Linked DNA regions of Homo sapiens: region 2 is linked to region 1. A link is an interaction called in ENCODE POLR2A ChIA-PET data of the cell type or tissue named here. Cell type or tissue: PC-9. All regions are shown on one strand. Links, peaks and the distances in the headings refer to the core of each region. The heading gives the core; the rest is flanking DNA.

The links. Peaks named below come from ENCODE experiments on the same cell type or tissue, not always from the same donor. Only the 100,000 strongest peaks of a DNase experiment are listed, where the experiment ranks them.
Region 2: POLR2A ChIA-PET joins it to region 1 with 7 read pairs; 7 of 35 experiments call an interaction of 5 or more read pairs at or near these places.

Annotation. Positions count from the first base shown.
Region 1 is chr19:15,080,011-15,085,387 of GRCh38, forward strand. OR1I1 (olfactory receptor family 1 subfamily I member 1) reads left to right here and starts at 2,201. Exons shown (of 2, transcript NM_001004713.2): 1 at 2,201-2,266. In PC-9, for the core only: no CTCF peak of the experiment used is centred there; no DNase peak of the experiment used is centred there.
Region 2 is chr19:15,141,720-15,147,096 of GRCh38, forward strand. It overlaps the pseudogene OR10B1P and the pseudogene RNU6-782P. Among named protein-coding and RNA genes, the nearest start is that of HACL2, 19 kb to the left of the region's middle. In PC-9, for the core only: no CTCF peak of the experiment used is centred there; a DNase peak (open chromatin) is centred at 2,562.

The DNA.
Region 1 (5,377 bases), core at 165-5,164:
TTTCCCAGGGGGGGAAATGTTATTTTTGATAACATTTTCTATAGAGTCATATCAAAAAGAAAGGCTTTTTTCTTCCTGAATATATCTTTTATTCCTCCTTATCTCTCTTCACTCTTCCTTCTATAACTGGTTTCAGAATTCCCAGGAGAGTTCGGATGGGAGACACCAATGTCCTACCTACCATGGCTTTGGGCAAAATAATTTTTTTTCAGAACCACGGACAGTGGCAAAAGTTTGTTCACCCAGTGGGACTTTTTTTTTTTTTTTTTTTTGAGATGGAGTCTTGCTCTGTCACCCAGGCTGGAGTGCAGTGGCACAATCTCGGCTCACTGCAATCTTCGCCTCCCAGGTTCAAGTGATTCTCCTGCCTCAGCCTCCCAAGTAGCTAGGATTACAGATGCCCACCCACCATGCCCAGCTAATTTTTGTACTTTTAGTAGAGACTGGGTTTCACCATTTTTCCCAGGCTGGTCTCGAACTCCCGACCTCAAGTGATCCACCCGCCTCAGCCTCCCAAAGTGCTGGGATTACAGGTGTGAGCCACCATGTCTGGCCACCTTATGGACTTTTTAGGTGGGTTTTTCCCCAACCTTTGGGCTCAAATTGATTTTTTTTTTTTTTTTGAGACAAGGTCTCACTCTGTCACCCAGGCTGGAGTGCAGTGGCATGATCTCAACTTGCTGCAAACTTCACCTCCCGGGCTCAAGGGATCCTCCCACCTCAGCCTCCTGAGTAGTTGGGACTATAGGCACGTCCAGCTAATTTTGTATTTTTAGTAGAGACAGGGTTTCACCATGTTGGCCGGGCTGGTCTCAAACTCCTGAGCTAAATTGATCCACCTGCCTCGGCCTCCCAAAGTGCTAGGATTACAGGTGTGAACCACCATGCCCAGCCTCTGAAAATAATTTTAATTTTAAAAAAATAATGACAGTGGGATTGGCACCTACTCATATCCCCATATGTCCAACGCGAAGTTGGTCTACCTTGTTCTTGCTTTGAAGCTGACCTCCCCACAGAGTTACGATCCAAGAGCCAACAGTCCAACAGCCAATATTATTAGGGAAAGTAATTCTAATATTTACTAAAGCCCCTAGGAGAATTTCAACAAGTATCCTACACACGTTCTGTGTGGCTGATAGGAAGGATTTTTTTTTTAAGAGACAGGGTCTCACTCCGTTGTCCAGGTTGGAATGCAGTGGTGCGATCACAGCTCACTGCAGCCTCAACCTCCAGGGCTCAAGTGATCCTCCCACCTCAGCCTCCTGGGTAACTGAGACCACGGGCATGTGCCACCAATCCTGGCTAATTTTTTTAAATTTTTTGTAGATATAAGGTCTTGCTGTTTTGCCCAAGCTGGTCTCAAACTTCTAGGCTCAAGGGATTCTCCAACCTTGGCCTCCCAAGTAGCTAGGATTATAGGCATGAGCCACCGTGTCCAACTCCAGTGCCAAGCAGGTGATCAAGAAGTGTTTGATAGGCCGGGTACAGTGGCTCAGGCCTGTAATCCCAGCACTTTGGGAGACCGAGGAGAGCAGATCACTTGAGGTTTGAGATCAGTCTTTCCAACATGGTGAAACCCTGTCTCTACTAAAAATACAAAGACTAGCTGGGCATGGTGGTGGGCACCAGTAATTCCAGCTACTCAAGAGGCTGAGGAGGGAGAATTGCTAGAACCCAGGAGGTGGAGGTTGCAGTGAGCCGAGATTGCTCCACTGTGCTCCAGGCTGGGTGAAAGAGTGACACTCCATCTCAAAAAAAAGTGTTTGATAAATTTATTTATTTAATACCGATTTATTGATTGATTGATACTCTTCGGAGCTTTCCTTAATGAGCCAGTTTCTTCCATAATGCAATGAATGAAAGGACCTCTCAGATTCAGGCATCTGAGTGCCCGACTGGAGTCTGGGACCCCCCAGACCTCTCTGCCTGGGAGCTTCCATGAAGCTCAGCCTGAGCTGGAAGGAGACCGTAGGGAGATGTCCTAGTGAGAGTGAATCCCTAGTCACTGTTTCCTCTTCTTACCCACTCGATGATCCCAAAGCACACCCATCTCCAAAAGAACAGGTCACATGTGGCAGAGGAGAAACAAAATAATTAGCATCCGCTTCCTTAACAAGGAGCTATGGGGACGAAGTCTCCTAGAGTCCCCAGACTATAAATACCCTGATGTTCCCCTGGCTCCCCCACTCACCTGCAGAGTCTGGGGGCGGGGGGGTACACATATGAATCCTTCCCATAGACATCAGGCTAACCCCAGCGATCACAGGTGAGTAGCCCCCATGCCCTTCCTAGGGGTTTAGTGCTGACCTCGGGATCCTCTAGCAGTTGGTGGAGAAGGAGGCTTCCCGGGACCCTCCCCTTGGTGATGCCATCCTGGTGAGCAGGTGAGGGATGGGGAAAGGATTGAGCTGAGGGTGGGGGTGGAGGGTTGTGGGAGAGGAATCTGTCTCCTTCCTAGAGGCCGAGAGAGAGAGAAGAGACTGAGACCAAGTCTAGACTCTCTGAGTGGACAAAGCACGCAGACGGCAGACCCTCTGTGGCAGGATATGTGGAGGAAAAGCACTGAGGGTCTGCAGCTGCAGGACACCTGCACAGATAGGAGAGGTCTTGAGAAACAAGTTTCTCCAATGCAGCAGCTCCCCAAGTGTGGTCCCTGGGCTAGAAGCACCAGCATCCTCTGGAAACTATCTAGAAGTGCTGGTTCTTACACCAGACATTTCAGGGAAAGGGCTTAGCTTTTTGTGTATGATGAGTTTGGGAGCGGGGGGGAGGGGGCGGGGGGATTGTTTTGTTTGTTTGTTTGTTCTTTCTGTTTTTGAGACAGGGTCTCGCTCTGTTGCCCAGTCTGGAGTGCAGTGGCATTATCATAGCTCATCGCAGCCTCGACCTCCCAAGCTCAAGTGATCCTCCCTCCTCAGCCTCCCGGGTACCTGGGATAACAGACATATACCACCATGCCTGGCTAATTTTATTTTCGTAGAGGCAGGGATCTTCCTATGTTGCCCAGGATGGTCTCACACTCCCGGGCTCAAGAGATCCTCCTACCTTGGCCCCCCAAGCAGCTGGGACTAACAGGTGTGTGCCACCATGTCCAGCTAATTTTTTATTTTGTAGAGATGGGGGTCTCACTGTGTTGCCCAGGTTGGTCTCTAACTCCTGGACTCAAGGGATTCTCCCACCTCAGCCTTCTGAGTAGCTGGGACTATGGAAGCATGCCACCATGCCCAGCAGATTGTTTTATTTTTTGTAGATCCAGGGCGGGATTGGGGGTGGGGTGGCCTCACTTTGTCTGCCAGGCTGGTCTTGAACTCCTGGCCTCAAGCAATTCTCCCACTTCAGCCTCCCAAAGTGCTGGGATTACAGGTGTGAGCCACCATGCCTGGCCCGCTTTTTGTGTTTTAACAAGCCTTCCAGGTGACCCTGAAGCGTGCTCAAGGTTGAGAACCGCTGCTCTATGCAACCCAAGTCAACAACTGAGGACTGTTACAAATATGTTGCCAGGAAGGGAATCGCAGTATTCTATCCAGCCTAGAGAAAACCAAGCATTGCATTGCAAAAACCTCAAGTCCAACACTAAAAAGCCTCAAAAAGTTAACATAGGGCTTTGCTGAAGGCCTCTTGGGGTTACCAAGGAGATTATGCTGCTAACCTTCCTAAAAACCCCTTTCATCGGCTGGGCGCTGAAATGATGAGATTACTGGGCTCACGCCTGTAATCTCAGTACTTTGGGAGGCCAAGGTGGGCGGATCACCGGGTCAGGAGTTCAAGACCAGCCTGGCCAACAGGCTTAGTAGAGGCGAAACCCCGTCTCTACTAAAAATACAAAAATTAATCGGGCGTGGTGATGCACACCTGTAATCCCAGCTATTCGGGTGGCTGAGGCACAAGAATCACTTGAACCCAGGAGACGGATGTTGCAGTGAGCCGAGATCGTGCCACTGTACTCTAGCCTAGGTGACAGAGTGAGACTCTGTCTCGAAAAGAAACACGTGTAAATGCTTGTAATTGAATATTTTTCCCTTGCACGTGTTGACAGCACAGAATTTAGCTTCGAAATGCCTCATAAAGAGGTGAGAGTGGCCATTCTTAGGGAGGCAGTGGAGTATGAGAGTGAAAATAAGTCTAAATTCAAAGGCGAGATCAGGCACTTGCAAGCTGAGTGCCCCTGGCAGCTCGCTCAGCCCCAGTCTGCTCACTGTAAATTGTAGCTAACACAATCTCCCTGTGGGAGTTATTGTAAGACCTATGCATTAAGAAACTGGCTCCTGGCTGGCTGCAGTGGCTCACGCCTGTAATCCCAGCACTTTGAGAGATCAAGCCGGGCAGATGATGAGGTCAGGAGTTCAAGACCAGTCTGACAAACATGGTGAAACCCCATCTCTACTAAAAATACAAAAATTAGCCATGCGTGGTGGTGCTCGCCTGTCATCCCAGCTACTCAGGAGGCTGAGGCAGGAGAATCTTTTGAACCCAGGAGGCGGGGGTTGCAGTGAGCCAAGATCGCGCCACTGCACTCCAGCTTGGGTGACAGAGTAAGACTCCATCTCAAAAAAGAAAAGAAAGAAAGAAACCGGCTCCTCATCAGGATAAATAGCTAATGCATGCTGGGCTTAATACCGAGGTGATGGCTTGATAGGTGCAGCAAACCACTATGGCACACGTTTACCTATGTAACAAACCTGCACGTCCTGCACGTGTATCCTGGAACTTAAAATAAAATGATAAAATTAAATAAAATAAAAATCATGCTGAGCAGCCAATAGCTGGGGGAAAAAAAAAGAAAGAAACTGGCTCCTAAGAAGGTTTAACCCATTACAGATATCATTATTGCTGAGGGCAAAATAAAAACACCTGTCCCAGCTACTAGGAAGGCTGAGGTGGGAGGAACACCTGAGCTCAGGAGGTACAGGCTGCAGTGAGCTGTGATTGTGCCACCGCACTGCAGCCTGGGTGACAGAGTGAGACCCTGTCTCAAAATAAATTAAATTAAATTAAATAGATCTTGTATTAGATAATTTTGCCTAACTGTAGGCTAACGTAAGTGTTCTGAGCACATTGAAGGTGGGCTAGGCTAAGCTGTGATGTTTGGTAGGTTAGGTATGTTCAATGCATTTTTGACTTATATATATATATATATATATATATATATATATATATATATATATATTTTTTTTTTTGAGACAGAGTTTCGCTCTTGTTGCCAAGGCTGGAGTACAGTGGCTCAATCTCAGCCCACTGCAACTTCTGCCTCCCAGGTTCAAGCGATTCTCCTGCCTCAGCCTCCCAAGTAGCTGGGATTACAGGCATGCACCACAACGCCTAGCTAATTTTGTATTTTCAGTAGAGACGGGGCTTCACCTTGTTGGCCAGGCTGACC
Region 2 (5,377 bases), core at 134-5,133, 62 kb after region 1:
GCATCCCAGACCCAGGAAGAAAAACATCTGAGCCTGACAGCCAGGGATGGAGATGGCCTGGTCTCCATCAGCAGATGAGCCAGCATGCTGGGGATGGTGACCAGCGTGTATAGCAGGTCTCCGAGAGGGACAGCACCACCAGGAAGTGGTACATGGGAGTGTGGCGGGACCTATCCGCATGGGTGATGGTGATGATGGTGACGTTGCCACCGAGGGTGACCAGGTAGGTAAGGAAGAACAGGGTGAAGAGTGTGTTCCTCAGGTGTGGGAGGTTGGAGAATCCCATCATCAGGAATTCTGTCACCAGACAGGTCCCATTTTCCTGCTGCTTGTAAAGAGACAGAGAGGAGGCAACAGAATAGGTAAAATAGAGTGATTAATAAGGGTCTGCGATGCATCAGGTAGCAGTGTGGAAAGAAAATCATTTCTGGCCAGGCACGGTGGCACACGCCTGTAATCCCAGCACTTTGGGAGGCCAAGGCGGGTGGATCACCCGAGGTCAGGAGTTCGAGACCAGCCTGGCCAACATGGCGGAACCCCGTCTCTACTAAAAATACAAAAAATGTAGCTGGGCGTATTGGTATGCATCTGTAATCCCAGCTACTTGGGAGGTTGAGGCGGGAGAATCACTCGAACCCAGGAGGCGGAGGTTGTAGTGAGCTGAGATCACGCCACTGCACTCCAGCCTGGGGGACTGAGTGAAACTCCATCTCAGAAAAATAATAATAATAATTCCTGTTTTGCAAAAACTGAAAGGGGTACTCAGAAACAATAAGCCCTTTGTTTTCCTAAGAGTCACACAACTAGCAAGTGACTCTTCCACAGATAAGAAAATCAGAGGAATGTATGAGAAAATGATATTTGGTGTGTGGAAGGAAGATGGTAAGTTTGAATTTCTCTAGAAACAGATGCTTGATAAGAATTCAAGAGAAATATTTTATATAAAAGATGATTTCAAGTGACATACATAGGGAAGTAGGACGTGAAACAAGGAAGGTAGATAACCAATACAATGTACATCACCAAGGAAGGTACTGCCGTGGGCCACTGGAATTTAATCTTATGTGCAGAACCGTGGGACGTGTCCAGGAATATACACTTCTATGTTTTTTTACCCAAGGTATGAGGGAGCTTGGGGATATATCCACTCAGTCCCATTAGCCACTGATTGAAGATTTCTCTCAGGAGGCATTAAAGTGCCAGCACATGCCGCTTGCCATGTGTACAGAAAATTCAAAGTCTGGCTCAGCAAGAAAAATAGGAGCAACGGGGATGTAGGTGAGAATTTTACAGGGTCTGCTATAGTCCATGTGAAAAAGAATATCTGGCCAGACACAGTGGCTCACGCTTGTAATCCCAACACTTTGGGAAGCCAAGGCAGGTGGATCACTTGAGGCCAGAAGTTCGAGACCAGCCCAACCAACATGGTAAAACCCTGTCTCTACTAAAAATACAAAAATTAGCCAGGTGTGGTTGTGTGCACCTGTAATCCCAGCTACTCAGCAGGCGGAGGCAAGAGTATTGCTTAAACCCAGGAGGTGGAGGTTGCAGTGAGCCAGGATCATGCCACTACACTCCAGCTTGGACGACAAAGCAAGACTCTGTCTCAAAAAAACCAAAAACCTTAGGAAGGCAAAGGCAAAGACTGCAAAATTGATACCTGAAATAAACCAAATAACACTTTCAGGAGAATGAGGTCAGCAAGATTGTGGAATAGAAGTTTTCTGCCTTTACTTCCTTCAGCTACTGGAAATTGCTGGCAACTGTTCAAAGTGAAGAATGCTATCATTAATATCAAGACCTTAGGAGTGAGGCTGAGATGCCCCCTTGGACTGAAGAATAAAAAAAAAAAATTCATGGTGAAACAGTAAGAGGAATGGTTCTCTCTGACTACACTGTCCCTCCCTGAGGCCAGCAGGACACCATATGCTGAGAGTTCTCCTGGACCCATGGTTTTTGCAGTGGAAGGGATGAGTTGGAAGTGAACATTCAGCTTCTCCATCATTCTGGGATTCTTCACGGGTAGCTTGCTCCTATCTCGTCCCACTTGAAATGTTGAGAATGCCGGCATGGCTGGACACCAGGGGTCAGTTCGGTCAAAGAACAGCGGACGAGGGGCTCACAGGAACCAGTTCACAAGTTTTGGTACTTGCGCTGCATCCCCACCAGCAGAAGTGCCGATATGGTTAGGATATTTGTCCCCACCCAAATCTCATGTTGAATTATAATCCCTAATGTTGGAGGTGGGGCTTAGTGGGAGGTGTTTGGGTCATGGAGGCAGATTCCTCATGGCTTGGTGCTGTCCTCACAATAGTGAGTGAGTTCTTGCAAGATCTGGTCATTTAAAAGTGTGGAGCTATTCCACCCCACTCTCTCTCTCTTGCTCCTGCTTTTGTTATGGGAATTGCCTGCTCCCATTTTGCCTTTCATCATGAGTAATGCTTCCTGAGGCCTCCTCAGAAGCAAAGCAGATGACACCATGAAGCATGCTGGCACCATGCTTCCTGTACAGCCTGCAGCACTCTTAGCCAATTAAACCTCTTTTCCTCATGAATTACTCAGTCTCAGGTATTTCTTTATAGCAATGCCAAGAATGGCTTGCTACACTTGCCACACCATAGAAACTAGCAAACAGCATCATGTGCAAGAAACATGGTGCATGTTATTTTTCCTAACAACATTACCACCCAGCCAGGGAAAACAACATCCAACCATGCCTGATCAGAGACAATTGCAGAGCCCAGCCAGCCGCCCCACATGATGGCAGAGTCCAGCCAGGTGCCCTTACCAGACTGTGGAACACATTCAGAAATACCACTCAACCTCAGAGAACAGGAAGCAACTCAGCCCAGTTAGAGAACCCCACAGCAAAGTCTGCCTGTCTGGAGTTTCAACCAGCCAGCCCACCCAGAATTCCAAACTAAACTAAATAATAAAGGTCTATCACAACCAAATTCCACCTGCAAAGGCTGGAAAGGATGGCTGTCTCCTCAAATGTAAAAGCAACTACGTAGGACACAGGTTTATGTTTTAAAAAACAAACAAAAAAATAAAAAAACAAGGAAACATAACACTACTAGAAAAAAATAATAAAGCTCCAGTAACAGACCCAGAAGAAAAGGTAATCTATAAAATGACTGAAAATGAATTCACAATGATTCTCTAAAAGTTCAGGAGCCTAAAAGAAAATACAGATAGAAAATTAAATGAAATTTGAAAAAACTTTATAAACAAAATTAGAAGTTTGGCAAAGAAGTAGAAACAATTAAAAGCACAAATAGAAATCCTAGGAAGAAAAAAACATAATAACCTAAATAAAAAGTTTGATACAAAGTAGGATTAAGAGTGTAGAGATACTTTATTTCTGTGATCAAAGTTAAGTGGTTATCATCTTAAAATAATCTTTTAACACTATAAGATGTATTTTGCAAGCCTCATGGCAAGCACAAAGCAAAGGCCTATAATAGATACACAACAATGAAAAGGAAGGAGTCAGTGTTCGCTTTGGCAGCACATATACTAGAAATGGAATGATACAGGGATGATCGTGGCCCCTGCACAAAGATGACATGCGCATTCTTGAAGCATCCCAACATAAAACTTATTTTAAAAGGAATAAATCAAAACATATCACTAGAAGAAAGCATTTAAGCACTAAGAAAAAAAAGTAAATGAGGAAGAAACAAAAAGAATACATAAAATAACTAGAAAATAATCAGCAAAATGGCAATAGTAAGTCCTCACCTGTCAACAATTACCTTGAATGGACACGAATTACATTCTCCATCAAAAAACATGGGGTGAAGGAATAGATAGAAAGAGGCACCCAATCATGTGCTGCCTAAAAGAGACTTAATTCACCTGTAAGAAACACAGAATGAAAGAGATGGCATGGAAAAAGATATTCTAGGGCTGGGCATGGTGGCTTACACCTGTAATCCAATGCTTTGGGAGGCCAAGGTGAGCAGATCACTTGAGGTAGGCATTCGAGACCAGCCTGGCCAACATGGTGGAACCCCACCTCTACTAAAAGTACAAAAATTAGCCAGACGTGGTGGTGTGTGCCTGTAATCCCAGCTACTAAGGAGGCTGAGGCAGGAGAATCACTTGAACCCAGAGGCGGAGGTTGCAGTGAGTTGAGATCGCGCCACCGCACTCCAGCCTGGGCAACAAAGCAAGACTCCATCTCAAAAAAAAAAAAAGAAAAAGAAAAGAAAGAAAAATATAATCCACTCAAAGGGAAGCCAAAAAAAGAGCAGGGATTACAATCCTTATGTCAGGAAAAGAAAATAAACTTTAAATAAAAAACTATAAAGAAACAAAGAAAAACATTATATAATGATAAAGGAATCAATTCAGTACAGGATACAACAATTTTAAATATATATGCAACCAACAATGGAAAACATAAATGTATAAAACACATATTCCCTGAGGGATTCATGCCATGAAAAAGTACAAGGCCTTACTTCAAATCTTCAGAAACTGAAGTAAAATGAAACCCCAAGCCAAGAAACTCAGACTCTACTTAAGAAATCCAGATCTAGGCCCGGCACGATGGCTCATGCCTGTAACCCCAGCACTTTGGAAGGCCAAGCAGGCAGATCACAAGGTCAGGAGTTTGAGGCCAGCCTGGCCAATATGGTGAAACCCCATCTCTACTAAAAATAGCCGGGTGTGGTGGCACACGCCTGTAGTTCCAGCTACTCGGGAAGCTGAGACAGAAGAATTACTTGAACCCAGGAGGCAAAGGTTGCAGTGAGCTGAGATCAAGCCATTGCACTTCAGCCTGGGCAACAGAGCAAGACTCCATCTCAAAAGAAAAGAAAAGAAAATCCAGATCTAATAAAAAGCATACTGGCAGACATGCCCTAAATATGTCTGAAACAGGCCTTTTTATGGTGAAGTAAACAACATCAAAGGGAAGAACAGAACCCTTTATAGAGACCGTGATAGAAACTCAATAACATGGAAGACTTCACAGTGAAAAAATAATGAGATATGACTATTTAAGAAGTATAATTACTTAACATGACAAAACATTGTTAAATTGAAACAAATTTATAGGCAAATCACGAACTAGAACAAAGCTGTGATAAATGTTTACCTCTTACAAATTAAGAAAAATGTGAGCCAGGCACAGTGACTCATGCCTGCAATCCCAACACTTTTGAGAGGCCAAGACAGGCAGATCTCTTGAGCCCAAGAGTTTGAGACCAGCCTGAGCAACATGGTGAAACTTCATCTCTACAAAAAAAAAAAAAAAAAAAAAAAAAATATATATATATATATATGTATATATGTATATATATATTAGCCAGCCATAATAGCATGTGCTTGTAGTCCCAGCTACTCTGGAGGCTGAGAAGGGAGGATC